Linked DNA regions of Mus musculus: region 1 is linked to region 2. Evidence: chromatin loops called from intact Hi-C (ENCODE). Cell type or tissue: gastrocnemius. All regions are shown on one strand. Each heading gives the region's core, and the rest is flanking DNA. Links, peaks and the distances in the headings are about the cores only.

The links. Hi-C counts contacts between places; a loop is a spot of excess contacts. Peaks named below come from ENCODE experiments on the same cell type or tissue, not always from the same donor. Only the 100,000 strongest peaks of a DNase experiment are listed, where the experiment ranks them.
Region 1: it touches region 2 in a loop (8-fold over the local background); 9 of 42 quality-filtered maps call a loop at or near these places.

Annotation. Positions count from the first base shown.
Region 1 is chr6:128,978,330-128,989,168 of GRCm38, forward strand. It overlaps Clec2g (C-type lectin domain family 2, member g), which reads left to right. Exons shown (of 7, transcript NM_027562.4): 3 at 1,067-1,149; 4 at 1,855-1,980; 5 at 2,876-3,054; 6 at 3,533-3,639; 7 at 4,617-6,378. The coding sequence ends at 4,758. Among named protein-coding and RNA genes, the nearest start is that of Gm15987, 8.7 kb to the left of the region's middle. In gastrocnemius, for the core only: no CTCF peak of the experiment used is centred there; no DNase peak of the experiment used is centred there; H3K4me3 peaks cover 174 bases.
Region 2 is chr6:129,181,439-129,192,277 of GRCm38, forward strand. Clec2d (C-type lectin domain family 2, member d) reads left to right here. Exons shown (of 5, transcript NM_053109.3): 2 at 1,654-1,779; 3 at 2,697-2,875; 4 at 3,340-3,446; 5 at 4,429-5,097. The coding sequence ends at 4,573. Among named protein-coding and RNA genes, the nearest start is that of Clec2d, 6.2 kb to the left of the region's middle. In gastrocnemius, for the core only: no CTCF peak of the experiment used is centred there; no DNase peak of the experiment used is centred there; H3K4me3 peaks cover 3,374 bases; H3K27ac peaks cover 5,754 bases.

The DNA.
Region 1 (10,839 bases), core at 1,124-9,123, 200 kb before region 2:
TCGGGCCCATGGAAGTCTATTTTATTTTTTAGCAGACAGATAGAAGGTTGTTTCAGTAGCACACACTGGAGTGATGCCACCTTTTCCCTGTCTAAAGACTGTTCATCTCTGTTAAGTGTCTGTTGACCACCCACCTGTGTTTGACCTCATTGTGGAGTCCTGTTTTCTGCTGTGTTGTTTCAGTGTCTACTCTGATGCTAGCACCAGGCTTTCATTCCTGTTCCCATGAGAACATGAGACATCAGGTCAGGCCTTGTGATCTTTCTGATTTTGACCTCTTCATTCTCAGAATAATTTTTGACTATTAATTTTTGACTCTTTTTAATTTTCATATTACTTCTCATACAACTTGGTGCTATGATTTTTTTTTTCTGAAGGCAACCTCCCCTCTGGAACATGTTGCACATATATGTGTGTTCAGGAATTGTTGATATGAGCAATATGGAGTGTTCTAGTTCATTATGTGTTTAGAGCTGCCTTGATTTCTTTTTTTTTTTTTTTATTTCAAGAATGTAATATGTGTGAGTGTTTGGCCTGCATAGACATCTATGGATCATGTGCATTCCTAGTGCCCACCAAGGTCAGGAAAGTTCTTAGAGTTCCTGAAACTGGAATTACAGAGGCTTGTGAGCTGTTATATCGGTGCTAAATTTGAACCCAGGTGGTTGAAAAGATCAACAAGTGCTCTTAACCACTGAGCCAACTTTCCTATATTTATTTGTTTATAAATTTACATGTAGTTTTTGTTATGCTGACTATGAACATCCTATTTTTAGATTTGTAATTTTATGGTTTATTTGGCATTACTGTAAAGAGCACTGTCTAAGATATTAATTTCCACTTGACAGGAAAATATAACTGATTTTACCATGGTGATGCCCTGTCCTGCAACTTCATAAACTCATTTTTTTTTACATCCAGTATTCTTTTATAGATTTGTTAGAATTTTTATGTAGATAGAACCATGTCATCTGTGAAGAGAAACACTTTCGCCTGTTTCTGAGAAATGTAAACTTCCTTTCATTCTTTAAGAAAATTATTTATGTACATGACTGTTTGCCTGCAGGTTTGTGTATCACATGAATGCTCAGTGCCTAAAGAAGCCAGAAGAAGGCGAAAGCTCCCCCGGAACTGGAGGTGTACATTCTTGTAAGCTACCTTCAATTCAAGTCCTCTGGAAGAGCTGAAAGAGATCTTAACAGCTGAGCCATTCTCCAGACACCTGACCCTATTTCTTTGTCCTGGCGAGGACCTCCTGGGAAAAGTCTACCTGGAGTAATGAGCAGACATCTGACTCTTGCTCCTGATTGCTGGGAACACATTCATAATGGCACCATTGAGAGTGCAGCTGACTGAAGTTGGACTTACTGTTTTGTTTTTAGTGGATGACTTTTGTAGGGTTGAAGAAGTTCCTTTAGCTTCCATTTTCCACATAATTTTGCTGTTTATTGAGATATTTCTAGTTTTTCCTCTTTTCTTATTTTGTTATTATGTCTAATTACATCAACTTATTTTCTAGTGTTTCCATAACTCCTTCTAGCCAGAGCGCTTTTTATGGAGCCATATCCAGATTTTTGTTGTTTGCATTTCACTGGGATCCCCACTCCCTCCATTTTTGCTCTTCCATTATTCACCCTGAGTTCAGTGACCAGAAGGCTCCCTGGCAGAAGTTCTGTTTCCATCCTCTCTATACTTCTTTCTACCATGGACATCCTTTGTGGACCAGGGCCTTCTCTAAAAGGGTTGGCAGAAGCCTTTCAGGAACTGATAGGCAATTGTCAAGTGGGTTTTGTGGTTATTTTATTTTATTTAAGAAATTCTTGAAATTCGCATTCTTATATTCATATTTTACAGATAAAATTCTCCAAAGAAATAGTCTCAGAGCCATCTCCCCTGAGTCTTCTGCTAAGCTTTACTGCTGCTGTGGAGTGATCATGGTCCTCACTGTAGCTGTAGTTGCTCTTTCTGTTGCTTTGCCAGGTAAGTGACATACCCTCCAAATTCTGTAACACTCTGTCCATATTCACATTGCCAGTTATGCTTTCTAAGCACTGTGAGCCAGGCACTGTGGCAAGGGCTCTAGAGGAAACACACTGGAAGGTCCTGTTCTCTGAGAATTTAGGTTCCAACAGGAAGATGCAGTGAAGGAACACAGAGGCTTTGATGGGCACATCCCTGGGAAGATGACATCCAGCAAGCTCTAGACAGAGATGCAGGGGAAGTAGGTCCCCTTGGGAGAACTATTCAAGGCAGAGAATAACAAGAGGGAATCTCCAAGTAGGAACTTCAAAGGTGAGGCCAGGAAGGTACAGTGCCTTTGACCATGAGCCATGAGTTTAGATACCAGGCTCAACTCTATTTTGAAAGTATTAAATGGAAAGTTCCTGAAGTAAGAAATTTATAGGATTTTAGTACCACAATATTCAGAATAGTGCAATAAAATCTTGCACTGTCCTCTTAAGTATTTGAAGTCATCCTTTAGTGCAAGGTGTCTGCACCGTATATACGACCTACCCAAAAATTCTCATAGCAATCTCAATTATCAGGCTGGGTGTCAGTAGGTGTCCCTACAGAGTGCTTGCTGCTGTAGCAATCCCCACTGTAGTCAATGGTCATCCAAAGCTCAGAAAGTGATGCTGTTATAGAAGTGCACTTCCTGGGAGCCCTACTGACAGTGAGCATATGAGAGAGAATGGGACACAGGCCCACGGTGGGAGGCCTTTTAGTTAAAGGCACATCTCACTCAGGAGAGGATTCCTACAGATCAGTTAGGAAAGCTACCATCAGATTCACACCTCACAGCTGAGCTCAGGAGGGTGTGCCAAAACGAGAGAAGGCCTGCTTGCCATGATCCATTGTATTCTCTACATTTTAGCAACAAAGACAGAACAGATCCTAATCAACAAGACCTATGCTGCTTGCCCGAAAAACTGGATTGGAGTTGGAAATAAATGTTTTTATTTTTCTGAATACACAAGTAACTGGACATTCGCCCAGACCTTCTGCATGGCACAAGAGGCCCAACTAGCTCGGTTTGACAACGAGAAGGAGCTGGTAAGCAATGGGCAGGGATTGGTTTGTCTGTCTGTTCTGTTGAATATTATATTGCCTTGAGATAGAGAGTTACAGATGAGGCCTGAGGAAGGATCCCACCCAAGTACATGGAGACATAGGGAATGTGAGTGTGCGCCATTTGCTGATACTTGACTTCTGACTGGAGCCCTGAGATAGTCAAGAAACATTCTCTCATGAAGTTCTCATAGTCAGCTGGAAGGTCAAATATGCCATTTTACTGGGATACCTGGTGACCATGAGTGTTTTCCCATATGCTGGCATATGTTGGGTACAGAAGGAGACAACTGATAATAACTGCAGTGGAAGGTTAACCCAGAACTGTCCAGACCACAGAGGAATGTGACCCTCAGTTACATCCTCCTGTTATCTCTAGAGAAAGGTGTGGAGTGGAGAGACTCCAGGATCATCTGAAACAAATAGACACATGTATTCTTGACTTTTTTGTGTTTTATGACAGAATTTCCTAATGAGATACAAGGCAAATTTTGATTCCTGGATTGGACTGCACAGAGAGTCGTCAGAGCACCCTTGGAAGTGGACAGACAACACTGAGTATAACAACATGTATGTTTTCACGATGTTTTTCCTTCTATTATGTTCATGTGTTGTGATATGTGTGTGTCGTGGCTATGAGAGATGGAAGTCAATGTCATGTGAAGCCAACTGTACTGGGAAGAAAGAAAAAAAAAATGAACCCTTGCCTGGAGGTGTGGCACAGGGGTAGAGAGTGTGTATAAATGCAATATCCAATCCCCAGAAAGCTCTACACACCCACAAATTTAAATACTTCAGAGGTTTTCCTGTTTATTGACCGTCATTTTCAAAACCTTTGCATCATGTCATTTTACTCAAAATATTTACCATAATGATGGTGTCTGAGAGTAGCTATTGTTTGCTCTGGCTCCAACTTAAACATTTCTGTTGTTGATAAATGTCCTGTGAGGGATATAGACAGAGCCTTAGATGGGCAGTGGGGGCTCTGAAACCCCAGAAAGCCACTGCAGAATCTGCAAGCCTGAGATTCAGCTTTCCACTATTTGCATGTCTGCATCTGTTCAGGAAAGCAGAGACTCTAAGTATATTTGGAACCTCCTCTAAAGTCTCGTCATCACTGAGCACCCAAAACAGTCCTTGGGTTTGAGCTGTTTTACTGGGATGGTAAATCACAGACTCAGTCATATCCATCACTGAAGCCCTTAGAGCAATTTACTAAGTGGGCGTCCCCATATATAAAATGCCTAAAAACAGAATTGAAAATCACCCTTGGTGGGGTCACTCATGGCTGCAGTTCATTTGAACATGGCAGCGAGCACCAGCCCAATGCCTTGTACACACATTACAGGATTCACCATAGACAAATGACAAAGGAGTGGTGTTCAAATCCTGAGAATATGAGACAGTAGGTGTAAAACTAATGCAGGTGATTCCTCAGGGACTTTTTGATTCATATTACCAAAAATTAGTGGAGACTGGTGAGATTTCATTGCAGGAGCAAATGCAGTTCTGGGCTCTGTAGGCTTACTTTTTTGGTTTCTTTTCAGGATTCCCATCCAGGGAGTGGAAACATGTGCCTACCTGAGCGGCAATGGGATCAGCAGTTCCAGGCACTATATACCTCGGATATGGATCTGTAGCAAGCTTAACAACTATAGCCTCCACTGCCCAACTCCTGTTCCTGTCTAGCATTTACCAAGAGACTCTTCCTAGCCTGTTATCTATGGGTGCTACTTTTTCCCCTATGGTCCCACAGTGCTATCAAACGGGATTGAGAATATTTTTTAACGTCGCAAATGAAAACCATCAAGGCTGGAGAGATTGCTCCGTAGTTAAGAGACTGACTGCTCTTCTGCATGTCCCGAGTTCACATCTGAGCAACCACATGGTGTCTTACAAACATCTGTAATGACATCTTATGTCCTCTTCTGTGGTGTGTGAAAACAGCTACACTATACCTACATATGATAAATAAGTAAATCTTAAAAAAGAAAAAGAAAACCACCTTAGAGAGGTGCACACATGGAGGATTACAAGACCATAGATGAGTTTTAAATAGATGTCAGCACTCATACCTTAAGCCTAAAGTACAACTAATGTTAGGGAACCCCACTTTTATGATATTAAGGTTTTGTGCAGAGAATTCTTCTTTTGAATTTATGAGACCACAAAAATGAGTCCCCCAACATGGGTGTAACCTTTAATAATGAAAGCAGAATGGCTGGGATCCTGAGAAGCATCTGTAATCCCAGGTACCGAAGGGTTGACACAGGAGGGTCTCAGGTTCACCAGTGGGGACGGAAAGCACAAAAACACTTTAATAATGATAGGGAAGATGAGATGTCTGTTGCATCCCGTAATTTGAAGAAACATATTATACATGCTTTTCAAAAATTCAAACCAACATACAGAAGAATTTTTAAAAAGTGTGTAAAATTAAGATTTACTTTTTACTCTGCAATTTAAAAAGATGAGGGACATTGGCGAAATGTTTCTCCACTTTAATTTTAATATTCCTATTTCCAATTATACTGTTCTAAGTATAATTATACTTACTTACTTTTCCTGTTCTAAGTGTACTGCATTTTATAATCAAATACCATTTTAATTTCACTATTTTATTCCAGGAGCCTTCTGGCCCAGGCCAGTGTAATGGTGGAGTCTATATAGAATCACTACAAGATAGTTCATCTTTGTGGATCTGCAGAGATCTGCTTCAAAGGGGGAGTGTTTCTACTCAGCAATTGTTATATATGTTTAACAATAACAGTAAAAGCACATTAATAGCAGGAATCTCTCCTAAAACGAGTCACTCATAGCCTTGCTTAATGAGGGCTCACCTGTCACAGATTATATAATAATCTGAGGCAGGCCACTTCAGGATGATCACCTGCTAGTTATTAGCTTGTCTCATTATGGGTCCTGACCATTTTTTTGGATTTATTTCACATCAAATGTGAGTTAAACTCCTTAGGCATTTAATACTTAATTTTACACTAGCATGTGCATTACTGAGCCTTTAAAAAAATATTGAAAATCTTATAGATTGAGCTACCATGTACTGATGAGTCCCAAAAGAGAAAAAATCATAGGCTAAACGCAGCTCTTGGTCTCTTCATCCTTTCTTCTCCTTCTTGGTCTTTTTAAAGACTATATCAACTTGATATGCCAAGGGGGAGTTGATATCCATGGGAGGCCTCCAGGTCTTTAAGGAGAAAGGGATGGAGAAATGGAGGAAGGGAAGGGGAGAGGGACATAGGGGGAGGGAGGAGGGAAGGGAAATTAAAAAAAAAATAAAACCTAAACACTACATTTGTACGGACTTCATTTATGCTTATTGCTTGTATGTTCATATGTATTTGCCCCACCTGTGCTGGGCAGACAATGCAGAGACAGCTCAGACAGAGATCAGACAGGACCAGAAGGAATCAGCTCCCTGCTTACTGTGAGTGGTGATGTGGATGCTGGAAATGGAGCAAGAACAAGTGCTCCTAACTGCTGAGCCATCTTTCCAGCCTTTTTGTGTTCCTTTTATTGGCACTGCTGATCAAGCTCTGCAAAAGTAGCACGTATCCCTGCAGTTTTTGTAATTTTCTTATAAGTTCTTGCCTAAATCTGTGACCCTCCTTAAGTAGCTGGGGTCACAGGTGTGTTTCACCACACCAGCCATTCTACTTCTCAATACTAAAGACCAAGAACATTTTAAAAATGCGTTGATGCTTTGCCTGCATGTGTGTCTGTGTAAGGGTGCCACATCCTCTGAAACTGGAGTTACAGGCAGATGTGGCTCCCATATGGGTGCTGGGAATTGAATCAGGTCCAATGCTTCTAATCACACATACATTTTGAGTAACGCATTGTCTTTATTTTAAAGCCAGGTTTAATTATTTATTAGATGAATGCAAGCACATTTCACTCTGAAAATGACTTTCTTAGCCCCCCCCATTTAGTCCTAATAATACTATTTTTTTGCAATCCATTTTACTTCCTACATCCTAAGAGATAGGTAGACTATGGTCCCAGGGATGGTTCAGAGAAATAAATGTTAAACATTAAGAAAATGCTAATTTCAAGAGAGTTAAAAGTTATCATTAATATTTCCATGATGTTTGTAGAACATGATTTTAATTTTTTCAACCATTGATACTCACCAAACAGAATAGTTATTTTAAGATGTATTTTCTTGTTATGTCTCCCTTTTCATTTCTGATTTTATTAATTTGGTTACTGACTCTGTGCTCTCAGTTTAGTCTGTCTAAAGGTTTATGTATCTTGTTGATTTTCTCAAAGAACCAGCTCCTAGTTTTGTTGAGTCTTTGTATACATCTTTTTGTTTCTATTTGGCTTGATTCTTTACTACCTTCTACTCCTCTTGGGTGCATTTGTTTCTTTTTGTTCTAGAGCTTTCAGGCGTGCTATCAAGCTGCTAGTGTAAGCCTTCTTCAGTTTCTTTTTAGAGGCACTTAGAGCTATGAGTGTTTCTCCTACCAGTGCTTTCATTGTGTCTTAAAAGTTTTTGTATGATGTGTCTCCATTTTCATTAACTTCTAAAAAGTCTTTAATTTTTTTTTTTATTTCTTCCTTGACCAAGTTATCATTAAGTAGAGCATTGTTCAGCTTCCATATGTATGTGTGCTTTTCGTTGTTTTTGTTGGTATTTAAGACTGGGCTTAGCCTATGGTGATCTGATAGGTTGCATGGGATTATTTCAGACTTCTTGTATCTGTTGAGGCCTGTTTTGTGAACACTTATATGGTCAATTTTGGAGAAGGTATCATGAGGTGCTGAGATGAAAGTATATTCTTTGGCTTTTGGATGAAGTGTTAGATCCATTTGGTTTATAACATGTTAATTTCACTGTGTCTCTGCTTTGTTTCTGTTTCCATGATCTGTCCATTGCTGAGAGTGGGGTATTGAAGTCTCCCACTATTATTGTGGAGGGTGCTATGTGTGCTTTGAACTTCAGTAAAGTTTATTTTATGAATGTGGGTGCCCTTGCATTTGGAGCATAGATGTTCAGAATTGAGAGTTCATCTTGGTAGATTTTTCCTTTGACCAGTATGGTGTCCCTCCTTATCTTTTTTGATAACTTCTAGTTGAAAGTAGATTTTATTCAATATTAGAATGGCTGCTGAATCTTGTTTCTTGGGTCCATTTGCTTGGAAAATTGTTTTGCAACCTTTTACTCTGAATTATTGTCTGTCTTTGTCACTGAGATGTATTGCCTGTATGCAGCAAAATGCTGAGTCCTGTTTACATATCCAGTCTGTTGACAAAAGAAGCTAAAGGATGCAAAAATAAAATATAGGGACATTTACAGATGCCCACTTGAGAGAATTTCATAGTTTCACAAGCGTGCCTTGAAGCTGTCATGTGAGTTCATAGAAGAGCAGGTATGTATGATACTGGTCAGATTAAAAGCCTTCCAGGCCTTTGTTTTAAGCTGTCAGGCTTTTGTCTTAGGTCAAGAGGGCATAGGAGTTTTGCCTGCATGTATGTCTGAGAACCACATAAGTGAAGCAGAGGCCAGAAGAAGGTGTCTGAGCCTCCAGAATGAGAGTTATATAGATGGTGTGAGCAGCATGCGCACTGAGAAATTCACCCTGCTCTTCTGCAAAATCAGCAAGTGCTCTTAATCAATGAGCCATCGCTCCAGCCATTTACTCAAAGTCCAAATGTGGAATCACTGTTTTGCTGCTGGATGCTGCTGTATATTGCCTTTATGCATTCTGCTACAGGAACAGAACACAACATTCATAGTCATAAACACATTACTCTTTCCAAAATGCACTGTGTTTACTCATTTTTCATCTGTTGCACTTAGTTCTCTATTACACTGTCACACACTGACATTTCTTGCATTATTTTTTTAAGGTAGTATATATATATTTTATTTTTTTATTATATATTTTCTTCATTTACATTTCAAATGCTATCCTGAAAGTCTCCTACACAGTCCCCCCACCCTGCTCCCCTACCCACTCAGTCCCACCTCTTGGCACTGGTGTTCCCCTGTACTGGGGCATATAAAGTTTGCAAGACCAAGGGGCCTCTCTTACCAATGATGGCCGACTGTGCCATCTTCTGCTACATATGCAGCTAGAGACACGAGCTCTGGGGGTACTGGTTAGTTCATATTGTTGTTCCACCCATAGGGATACAGAACCCTTCAGTACCTCCATTGGGGGCCCTTTGTTCCATCTAATAGATGACTGTAAGCATCCACTTCTGTATTTGCCAGGCACTGGCATAGCCTCATATGAGACAGCTATATTAGGGTCCTTTCAGCAAAATCTTGCAGGGGTATGCAATAGTGTTTGGTGGCTGATTATGGAATGGATTCCATGGTGGGGCAGTCTCTGGATGGTCCATCCTTTTGACTCAGATCCAAACATTTTCTCTGTAACTCCTTCCATGGGTATTTTGTTCCCCAGTTTAAGAAGGAATGAAGAATCAATGTGTTTGTCTTCCTTCTTCTTGATTTTCTTGTGCTTTGCAAACTGTATTTTGGGTATTCTAAGTTTCTGGGCTAATATCCACTTATCAGTGAGTACATATCAAGTGACTTCTTTTGTGATTGGTTTACCTCATGCAGGATGTTATCCTCCAGATACATCCATTTGCTAAGAATTTCATAAATTCATTGTTTTTAATAGCTGAGTAGTACACCATTGTGTAAATGTACCACATGTTTTGTATCCATTCTTCTGTTGAGGGACATCTGGGTTCTTTCCAGCTTCTGGCTATTATAAATAAGGCTGCTATGAACATAATAGAGCATGTGTTCTTATTACCAGTTGGAACTTCTTCTGGGTATATGCCCAGGAGAGGTATTGCTGGATCTTCCAGTAGTATTATGTCCAATTTTCTGAGGAACCTCCAGACTGACTTCCAGAGTGGTTGTACAAGCTTGCAATCACTCCAGCAATGGAGGAGTGTTCCTCTTTCTCCACATCCTCTCCAGCATCTTCTGTCACCTAAATTTTTGATCTTAGCAATTCTGAGTGGTGTGAGGTGGAATCTGAGGGTTGTTTTGATTTACATTTTCCTGATGATTAAGGATGTTGAACATTTTTTCACGTGCTTCTCCGCCATTCGGTATTCCTCAGTTGAGTATTCTTTGTTTAGCTCTGTACTCCATTTTTAATGGCGTTATTTGAATTTCTGGAGTCCAGCTTCTTGAGCTCTTTGTATATATTGGATATTAGTCCCCTATCAGATTTAGGATTGGTAAACATCCCAGTCTGTTGGTGGCCTTTTTGTCTTATTGACAGTATCTTTTGCCTTACAGATGCTTTGCAATTTTATGAGGTCCCATTTGTCGATTCTTGATCTTACAGTACAAGCCATTGCTGTTCTGTTCAAGAATTTTTCTTCTGTGCCCTATCTTTGAGGCTTTTCCTAACTTTCTCCTCTATAAATTTCAGTGTCTCTGGTTTTATGTGGAGTTCTTTCATCCACTTAGAATTGAGCTTTGTACAAGGAGATAAGAATAGATCAATCCACATTCTTCTACATGATAACCACCAGTTGTGCCAGCAACATTTGTTGAAAATGCTGTCTTTTTTCCACTGGATGGTTTTAGCTCCTTTGTCAAAGATTAAGTGACCATAGGTGTGTGGGTTCATTTCTGGGTCTTTTATTCTATTCCATTGTTCTACCTGTCTGTCACTGGACCAGTACCATGCAGTTTTTATCACAATTGCTCTGTAGTAGAGCTTGAGGTCAGGCATGGTTATTCCACCAGGAGGTTCTTTTATTGTTGAGGAT
Region 2 (10,839 bases), core at 1,925-9,924:
TTTCCTTTTCCCCCTCATTCCTGTTTCTTCACATTAATTTTTTTTTTTTTAATTTGTGGAAAGACTACTGAATTTTGAGAAAGTAAGATTGACATCTATCAAAATACAAAATTCCCAACAAATGCTAATGTTTATCACTTAAACCAAGTATTCTGAAATAATAATAATAATAATAATAATAATAAATTATAATAAATTATTATTACTGAGGATGATGATGACTGACTGACTGATTGATTGATTGATTGATTCTTTGGCAAAGTCTCATACTTTACCCCAAGCTGGCCTGGAACTCCTGCTCCCTCTGCCTCAGCAGGGTTGACTTTTTAAAATCAAATACACAAATATTTAGCCATTGGAAACATTTCCTGAGAATGTGGAGCTTCTGTCTCAAGTGCAGCTGTTGCATAGCTAGCTGCAGGCATTTTGAAGCCTGTCTTGTGAATGTGGAGCTCCTGTCTCAAGTGCAGCTGTTGTATAACTAGCTGCAGGCATTACACAACTTCACTCCTTTGAAGCAGTAGCTTGTTTTATCATTGAAACAGTTTTTAAGTAAGCTAAAAACCAGGCCAGCAATACTTCATTTCTTTGGGTTTTTTGAGAGATCATTTCCAACATTACTTTTAAATAAAGACAGGAAAGTTATGTTCAAATTGTGCTATGGAACACATTCGAATTTAGAAGGAGATCTGTGTGTATACAGCAAAATTCCTGTTTACATATTAGAAGGAAACAGACAGTATCAGAATTATACTGGTGTAAACACAGAGGATTATCTGTAAATCTTACTCTTAATATCATATAAGAAATGCTGGTGTAGAACTCTAAATAAATAAAATTACCATTCTGAGTTTTTGAAATGCCCAATAACCATAAATGTGTTCCTTTAATTCCTAACTTGTTAAGAGTTCTTGTTATTTTAGACTAATATTATTTTTTTCACATGATTTTGGTAAGCTTGTTAAAATGCTCCCATATTTTTATCCATTAGTTATGTCAGTGTGTTCTATTACATTTATGTGCCTTTATTAATTTATTTACTGACTAGGTTCTCTGAGACTGATCCTTACATAGTCCAGGTTGAGTTCAAACTTCTAATGTAGCCAAGGCTAGTCTTGTACTCCTGACTCCAGCTTCTGCCTCCCTAGCACTGGAAATATAAAAGTGTACCAACCTGTTTGTCTCGTTGACTGGAGCAGGAGTTACACAGGTGGTTATGAGGTGCCCCTTTAGGAGCTGAGATTTAGGAGCTAACTCCTGTCCTCTAGAAGAGCAACAATTGATCTTAACTCCTCAGCCATCTCTGCAGCCTCCTGCTGATCCCAGTCTGTCCCCATCCTTGGCACTCAGTGTTATTCTCAGTCCTAGCCAGTCTATTCTTAGGGAGCAAAATCTATGAATAGCTTGGATGTTGTTTGCTTTCAGCCTGATCTTCACTCTTTCTGTTTCTTGTTTCTTCATTGGCCCTTTGTTCAATGACTGGAAGACTCCATGTTTCCCTTTCATCTAGTCTTCTGTGAGCATTAGACATCATTTATAAACCAGGACCTTCTGTGAAGGGGTTTGCAATGGGTGAATACAAGCCAAATCTACAGATAATTCTTTTTCTTTAAATGTTTTTTGAGATTGGTGTTCTCATATTTATATTTTCAGGTAAAATTCTCCAAGGAAAAAGGCACGGAACCATCTCCCCTGAGTCTTGTGCTAAGCTTTACTGCTACTATGGAGTGATCATGGTCCTCACTGTAGCTGTAATTGCTCTTTCTGTTGCTTTGTCAGGTAAGTGACTTATTCTCCAAATTATGTGACACTTTGTCCACATTCACAAGGTCAGTTATACTTACTGACCACTGTGACCCAGGCATTGTGGGAAGGGCTCTGGAGAAATCACACTGGAAATTCCTGTTCTCTGGGAACTTAGGTTCTAGCTGGAAGGTGCAGTGAAGGAACACACAGTCTGTGGTGTACACAGGAGTCTTGGCTTGGCATCTGTGAGAAGATGACATTCAATAAGCTCTCAACTGAGATGTCAGGGACATAAATCTCCTTGGGGAACTGTTCAAGGCAGAGAATAAAGAGAGGAAATTTCAAAGTAGGAACCTCAAAGGTGAGGACAGGGAAGAGTAATATGGCCAGGAAGATACAGTGCCTCCCACCATGACCTAGTTTAGTTACCAGGCTAAACTGAATTTTCAAAGTATTAAATGGAAAGTTTCTGAAGTAAGAAATTTATAGGATTTTAGTACCACAATATCAGAATAGTGCAATACAATCTTGCACTGTCCTCTTAAGTATTTGAAGTCATCCTTTAGTGCAATGTGTCTGCACCGTATATACTACCTACACAAAAGTTCTCACAGCAATCTCAATTATCAGGCTGGGTGTCAGTAGGTGTCCCTACAGAGTGCTTGCTGCTGTAGCAATCCCTACTGTAGTCAATGGTCATCCAAAAGCTCAGAAAGTGATATAGAAGTGATATAGTGTTATAGAAGTGCACTTCCTGGGAGCCCTACTGACAGTGAGCACCTGAGAGAGAATGGGACACAGGCCCACGGTGGGAGGCCTTTAGTTAAAGGCCCATCAGATCAGTTAGGAAAGCTATCATCAGATTCACACCTCACAGCTGAGCTCAGGAGGGTGTGCCAAAACGAGAGAAGACCTGCTTGCCATGATCCATTGTATTCTCTACATTTTAGCAACAAAGACAGAACAGATCCCAGTCAACAAGACCTATGCTGCTTGCCCGCAAAACTGGATTGGAGTTGAAAATAAATGTTTTTATTTTTCTGAATACCCAAGTAACTGGACATTCGCCCAGGCCTTCTGCATGGCACAAGAGGCCCAACTAGCTCGGTTTGACAACCAGGATGAGCTGGTAAGCAATGGGCAGGGATTGGTTTGTCTGTCTGTTCTGTTGAATATTATATTGCCTTGAGATAGAGAGTTACAGATGAGGCCTGAGGAAGGATCCCATCCCAAGCACATGGAGACATAGGGAATGTGAGTGTGTGCCATTTGCTGATGCTTGACTTCTGACTGGAGCCCTGAGACAGTCAAGAAACTTTCTCTCATGAAGTGTTCATAGTCAGTTGGAAGGTCAGATATGCCATTTTACTGGATACCTGGTGGTCATCAGTGTTTTCCCATATGCTGGCACTTGTTGTGTACAGAAGGAAGCAACTGTTAATAACTGCAATGGGAGGTTAACCCAGAACTGAGTAATGTGACCCTCAGTTACACCCTCCTGTTATCTCTAGAGGAATCTGTGGAGTGGAGAGATTCCAGGATCATCTGAAACAAAGAGACACATGTATTCTTGGTTTTTGTGTTTTATGACAGAATTTCCTAATGAGATACAAGGCGAATTTTGATTCCTGGATTGGCCTGCACAGAGAGTCGTCAGAGCACCCTTGGAAGTGGACAGACAACACTGAGTATAACAACACGTATGTTTTCACAAAGTTTTTCCTTCTATTATGTTCATGTGTTGTGATATGTGTGAGTTGTGGCTATGGGAGATGAAAGGCAGTGTCATGTGAAGCCAATTGTACTGGGAAGGAAGAAAAAAGAAAATGAACCCTTGCATGGAGGTGTGGCTCAGAGGTAGAGATTGTGTTTACATGCAACAGCCAATCCCCAGAAAACTCCACATTCCCACAAACTTAAATGCTTCGGAGGTTTTCCTGTTTATTGGCCGTCATTTTCAAAACTTCCACTTAGTGTTGTTTTACTCAAAATCTTTACTCTAATGATGGTGTCTGGGAGTAGCTATTGTTTGCTCTGGCTCCAACTTAAACATTTCTGTTGTTGATAAATGTCCTGTGAGGGATATAGACAGAGCCTTAGATGGGCAGTGGGGGCTCTGGAATCCCAGAAAGCCACTGCAGTATCTGCAAGCCTGAGATTCAGCTTTCCACTATTTGCATGTCTGCACCTGTTCAGGAAAGCAGAGACTCTAAGTACATTTGGAACCTCCTCTAAAGTCTCATCATCACTGAGCTCCCAAAACAGTTCTTGGGTTTGAGCTGTTTTCCTGGGATGGTAAATCACAGACTCAGTCACATCCATCACTGAAGCCCTTAGAGCCATTTATTAAGAAGTGGGCGTCCCCATATATAAAATGCCTAAAAACAGAATTGAAAATCACCCTTAGTCGGGTCACTCATGGCTGCAGTTCATTTGAACATGGCAGCGAGCACCAGCCCAATGCCTTGTACACACATTACAGGATTCACCATGGACAAATGACAAAGGAGTGGTGTACAAATCCTGAGAATATGAGACAGTAGGTGTAAAACTAATGCAGGTGATTCCTCAGGGACTTTTTGATTCATATTACCAAAAATCAGTGGAGACTGGTGAGATTTCATTGCAGGAGCAAATGCAGTTCTGGGTTCTGCAGGCTTACTGTTTTTGGTTTCTTTTCAGGATTCCCATCCGGGGAGAGGAAAGATTTGCCTACCTGAACAACAACGGGATCAGCAGTACCAGGATCTATTCACTTCGGATGTGGATCTGTAGCAAGCTCAACAGCTATAGCCTCCACTGCCAAACTCCTTTTTTTCCTTCCTAGCATTTACCAAGAGACGCTTTTTAGCCTGTTATCTGTGGGTGCTACTCTTTCCCCTATGGTCCCAAAGTGCTATCAAACCAGATAGAGAATATTTCTTAACATCAGAAATGAAAACCATCATTTCATTTCATGCAGAGATTGTTCAGTGGTTAAAATCACTGACTACTCTTCCGAAGGTCCTGAGTTCACATCTGAGCAACCACATGGTGGCTCACAAACATCCGTAATGAGATCTTCTGAGGTGTATGAAAACAGCTACACTGTACTTTATACTCTGCAATTTAAAGCATGAGGGACATAGGAGAGTTAGCTACCCCACACTGATGAGTCCCAAAAAGGACGAAATAACAGGCTAAAAAGCCTCTCTTGAACTCTTCATCCTTTCTTCTCCCTCTTGGTCTTTTTAAAGACCAGGTCGCTGAGGAGAAAGAGATGGAGAAATGGGGGAAGGGAAGGGGAGAGGGACATGATTGGGGGAGGGGAGGGGAGGGAAATTAATAAAAAAATAAAACCAAAATACTACATTTGTACGGACTTCATTTATGCTTATTGCTTGTATGTTCGTATATATTTACCCCACCTGTGCTGAGCAGACAACGCAGAGACAGCTCAGACAGAGATCAGACAGGACCAGAAGGAATCAGCTCCCTGCTTACTGTGAGTGGTGATGTGGATGCTGGAAATGGAGCAAGAGCAAGTGCCCCTAACTGCTGAGCCATCTTTCCAGCCTTCTTGTCTCCCTTTTATTGGCACTGCTGATCAAGCTTTGCAAAAGTAGCATGTATCCCTGCAGTTTTTGTAACTTTTTTTTAATAAGCTCTTGCCTAAATCTGTGACCCTCCTTAAGTAGCTGGGGTCACAGGTGTGTATCACCACACCAGCCATTCTGCTTCTTATTATTAAAGACCAAGAACATTTTTAAATATGCGTCGATACTATGCCTGCATGTGTGTCTATGTAAGGGTGCCACATCCTTTGAAACTGGAGTGACAGGCAGTTGTGGCTCCCATATGGGTGAATCAGGTCTAATGCCTCTAACCACATATACATTTTGAGTAATGTATTGTCTTTATTTTAAAGCCAGGCTTTATTATTTATTAGGTGAATGAAAGCATATTTCACTCTGAAAATGACTTTCTCAGCCCCCCCCCATTAGTCCTAATAACACTCTTTACTTCTAATTCATTTTACTTCCTACATCCAATAGAAAGGTAGACTGTGTTCCCTGGGATGGTTCAGAGAAATAAATGTTTTATACCATTAGATTGTTTGCTCTTAATTTACAGAAGAAATGTGATAGGCCTATGAACTTAGCTAACCCAGTAATATTGTACACAGTAGACTCAAAGAAATAGGTGTACTAATATTAATTCCTATGATTCAAATTACTCAGGGAAATGTTTTGCCAGTGTCCCTATCTGATATTTATATTAAATACATGGTAAATTTCCTTCCATTGCTCTCTGGAAATAATGCTGAAAGGAACAGCAACTTTTCATGAGCATTGGCCCTTCTAAGGGATCTATCTCCAAGATGTCAGTGAGCTGTTCAAAACAGTCTCTCTCTTTCTCTCTCTCTCTCTCTCTCTCTCTCTCTCTCTCTCTCTCTCTCTCTCTCTGTGTGTGTGTGTGTATGAATTTATCACTAGTTTAATGAATCATAACAGTATATAGAAAAATTTCCTTCCTTCCTTCCTTCCTTCCTTCCTTCCTTCCTTCCTTCCTTCCTTCCTTCCTTCCTCCCTCCCTCCCTCCCTCCCTCCCTCCCTCCCTCTCTCTCTCTCTCTCTCTCTCTTTCTCTCTCTCTTTCTTTTTCTTTCTTCTTTTTCCTTTTGAGACAGTCTTACTATGTGGAATAGGCTGGCCTCAAACTCACAGTCGATTTCATTCGATATTAGAATGGCTACTCCATCTTGTTTCTTGGGGCCATTTGCTTGGAAAATTGTTTTGCAACCTTTTACTCTGAGGTAGTGTCTGTCTTTGTCACTGAGAAGAGTTTCCTGTATGCATCAAAATGCTGAGTCTATTTACATGTCCAGTCTGTTAGTCTATGTCTTTTTATTGGGGAATTGAGTTCATTGATATTAAGAGATATTAAGGAAAAGTGATTGTTACTGCCTGTTCTTTTCGTTGTTATGTTTGTGTGGCTATCTTCTTTTGGGCTTGTTGAAAGATTACTTTCTTGCTTTTACTAGGGTGTAGTTTCCCTCCCTGTGTTGGTGTTTTCCATCCTTTGTAGGGCTGGATTTGTGGAAAGATATTGTGTAAATTTTGTTTTGTCATGGAATATCTTGGTTTCTCCATTTATGGTAATTAAGAGTTTTGCTGGGTATAGTAGCCTGGGCTGGCATTTGTGTTCTCTTAGGGTCTGTATGACATCTGCCCAGGATCTTCTAGCTTTCATAGTCTCTGATGAGAAGTCTGGTGTAATCCTGATAGGTCTGCCTTTGTATATTACTTGACCTTTTTACCTTACTCCTTTTTATATTCTTTCTTTGTTTAGTGCATTTTGTCTTTTGATTATTATGTGACAGGAGGAAATTCTTTTCTGGGCCAGTCTATTTGGAGTTCTGTAGGCTTCTTGTATGTTCATGGCATCTCTTTCTTTAGGGTTGGAAAGTTTTCTTCTATAATTTTGTTGAAGATATTTACTTGCCCTTTGATTTGGGAATCTTTTCTCTCTTCTATACCTATTATCCTAAGGTTTTGTCTTCTTATTGTGTCCTGGATTTCCTGGATGTTTTTAGTTAGAAGCTTTTTGTATTTTGCATTTTCTCTGACTGTTGTGTCAATGTTTTCTATGTTGTCAGAGACTATCCCATTAGAAAGTGAGCCCTTCACAATCTCCCTAACAGGCCAAATGGCCTTGTACTAAGAGCTGGTTATCACCCCCCTTCCTCCCTATTCCTTTCTTGGCACCTGAGGCTGTTAAAACTGAAATATAGTCCCCTCTTCCCTATCTCTTCCTGAGTTCCCATGCCATCCAAGGACATGAGTTACGCCTGAGCCCAGCCTGACCCCCAAGGCTGTCAAGGAGGATCAATGTTCCAGAGATAAGCTCCAGAGTGCCCGCTGCCTGGTGCCTGACTTCGGCCCCCATGTCAGCAGATGCCCACTTCTTTGTTCTTTGTATAATTCTCCCTCGACCCCTCCCATATTCCCTGCAATGTATGCTTTAAAAAGAAGGCACCTCAGCCTAATAAACGAGACCTTGATAGGCTGATATCTACTTGGTCCTCCGACTCTTTCTTTTATTCCCATTTCCTTCCAAGTTTGTGGTCCCCCTCCCACCCACGAATAACTGAATCCCTCGGGTCGGGATACTATGTATCTTCTGGCCCTGAGATTCTCTCTTCTGTCTCTTGTATTCTGTTGGTGTTGCTTGAATCTATGACTCCTGATCTCTTTCCTAGGTTTTCTAATTCCAGGCTTGTCCCCCATTGTGATTTCATTATTGTTTTTATTTCCATATTTAGATCTTGAATGGTTTTATTCATTTCCTTCACCTGTTTGTTTGTGTTTTCCTTTAATTCTTTAAGGGATTTTTGTCTTTTCTCTTTAAGAGCTTCTAGCTGTTTCCCTGTGTTCTCCTGTGTTTCTTTAAGGGAGTTATGTCCTACTTAAAGTCCTCTATCACCATCATTAGAAGTGATTTTAGATTTGAATCTTGCTTTTCAGGTGTGATGTTGTATCCAGGACTTTCTATGATGGGAGAACTGGTTTCTGATGATGCCAGGTAACCTTGGTTTCTGTTGCTTTTATTCTTAAGCTTGCCTCCCACCATATGATTATCTCTAGTGCTACCTGTCTTTGCTATATCTGACTGGAGCCCATCCTTCCTGTGATCCTGGTTATGTCAGAACTCCTCATAGTCCAGCTGTCTCTGTGATCCTGTGATTCTGAGATCCTGCGTGTGTCAGAGATCCTGGGAGTCAAGCTTCTTCTGGGACCCTGAGATCCTGGTGTGGCTAAGCTCCTGGGATCCTGTGGACCTGGGCGTGTTAGAGCACCTGCGAGTGGAGCCTTTTCTGTGTTTTGTAGGACTGGCTTCTGAGTTAGCGCCCAAGGTCTGCTCAGGGAACCTTTGATCCTATGATTCTGGGCAAGTTAGAGCACCTGGTATTGGATCTTCCTCTGGGTGTTTTGGGACTGGCTGAGGAATTCATGCACAAGGTCTGCTGAGTGCACCAGAGAGTGTTGGTGACTTCTATCATGTTCGTGACACTATTGTACCAGTGGACACAATCATTATTGTAGTTTGCATGGTTCAAAGCTGGGTGTAATTGATGAGTTTTTCTCCTCTGACTGCATGCATAGTCTCTTTCAGATCCAAAACTATAAAGGCTTTCCAGTACGAGTGCATCCTTTAGGTTAATACCAGTTTTGTTTATCCATGTTCTATGTCTCAAAAATGTATTGTCTTCAGCAGTGGGGTCTTATTTTCAAGTTCTGGAGGCAGTCATGAGCAATGTAATATTTGGGGTTATATAGGACTGCATTGTCCAACGCTTTTCTTATAAGCTAAATAATACCCCATTGTGTAAATATACCACATTTTCATGTGGTGACCATCTAGTCTCTTTATTTCTTGACTATTTTGAATAAAACAACACTGAACATGAGTGAGCAAGTATCTCTAGAGTAGGATATGGAGTTCTTTGGATAAATGCCCAAGAGTGATACAGTTGGACCATGTAGTGGGTTGACTTTTAGACTTTTGAGGAACCTCCACATAAATTTTCATTGTAATTATATCAGATTTTGCTCCATCAATGACAAAGTATACCCCTTTCCCAAAATTCATGGCATCATTTGTTGTTGTTGTTGTTGTTGTTTTTTTAGTCATCTTGACTGGAATGAGCTAAACTACTGTTAATTTGCACTTCCCTGATTACTAAACATGGTGAACAATTTTTTAAAAATATTCCTTATTTTTTGCATTTCATCTTTTATGGACCTAGAACTGGGTTGTTTGTTCATTGATGCTTTTTTAAAAAAATAATTCTGGGTATATTCTAGATATACAGTCAGATATACAATTGCTAAAGATATTCTTCTCATGTTGTATTCTGTCTCTTGGCGTGGGTGATGGTACACTTTGTTGTAAAAAGCCTTTTTTGTGTGAGGTCTCATTCATTAATTGTTGGTCTTAATGCCTACACTATTGGGGCTTCTTTCAGGAAGTCCATTCTTGTGCCAATGAATGCAAGTATATTGCTCACTTTCTTTTCTATGTTTGTTTTTGTTTTTTGTTTTGTTTTGTTTTGCTGATGTTCTTGATCCATTTGGAGTTGAGTTTTGTGTAGGACTAAATAAGTTTCATTCTTCAAACATAGTTATCCAGTCTGAAGCAACATCTATTGCAGGTACTTTTTTTTTTCTCCAACATGTAGGGCTAGCTTCCCTTTCAAAACTCAAGTGGCTATAGGAATATGAGTGTCTATGTGGGTACTTAATTCTATTCTATTGATCAATGGGTCTGGTTTTATGCCAGTTCCATACTGGTTTCATTACCACAACTTTGGAATATAACAAAATCTGCAATGGCAAAATCTCTAGCAATTTTTTGTTGATCAGGATTGTTTTGGCTATCCTAGACATTTTGTATTTAATTATGAAATTTAATATTATTTTTCCAATTTCTATAAAGGACCACAGTGGAAATTGTGTGGGGATTGTACTGAATCTGTAGATTGTTTTTGGTAGGATGCCATTTCACAATATTAATTCTAACAATACATGAGCATGGGAGGTTTTCTAATCTTCTTGTATCTTCTTCAGATTCTTTTCTTCAGTGTCTTAATGTTTACATTTACATGTTTCTCCTTCTTAGTTAAAATTATCCCAAAATATTTTATTTTGAGGCCATTATTTAGGGTATTGTTTCAATGACTTCTTTCTCAGTGCATTTTTCATTTGTATATAAAAGGGCTACCAGTTTTCATGTGATAATTTTGTATCTTCATACTTCTGAATGCTTTGATCAAATGTAGGAGTGTCCTGGTGGAGTGTTTCTGTCTTTTATGGCCAGAAGCATATCATCAGCAAATAAGGGTACTTTGACTTTTATCTTTCCCATTTGTATCTCCTTTATCTCTTTCACTTGTCTTCTTTCTCCAGCTAAGACTTCAAGCACTGTGGAGTAGGTATGGAGAGAGTCTTGTCTTGTTCCTGCCTTGGTGGAAATGTGTTTCAGTCTTCTCCATTTGGACAATGTTGACTGTGGGATTCCTATTCATTGTCCTTATTATGTTGAGTTTTGTCCCC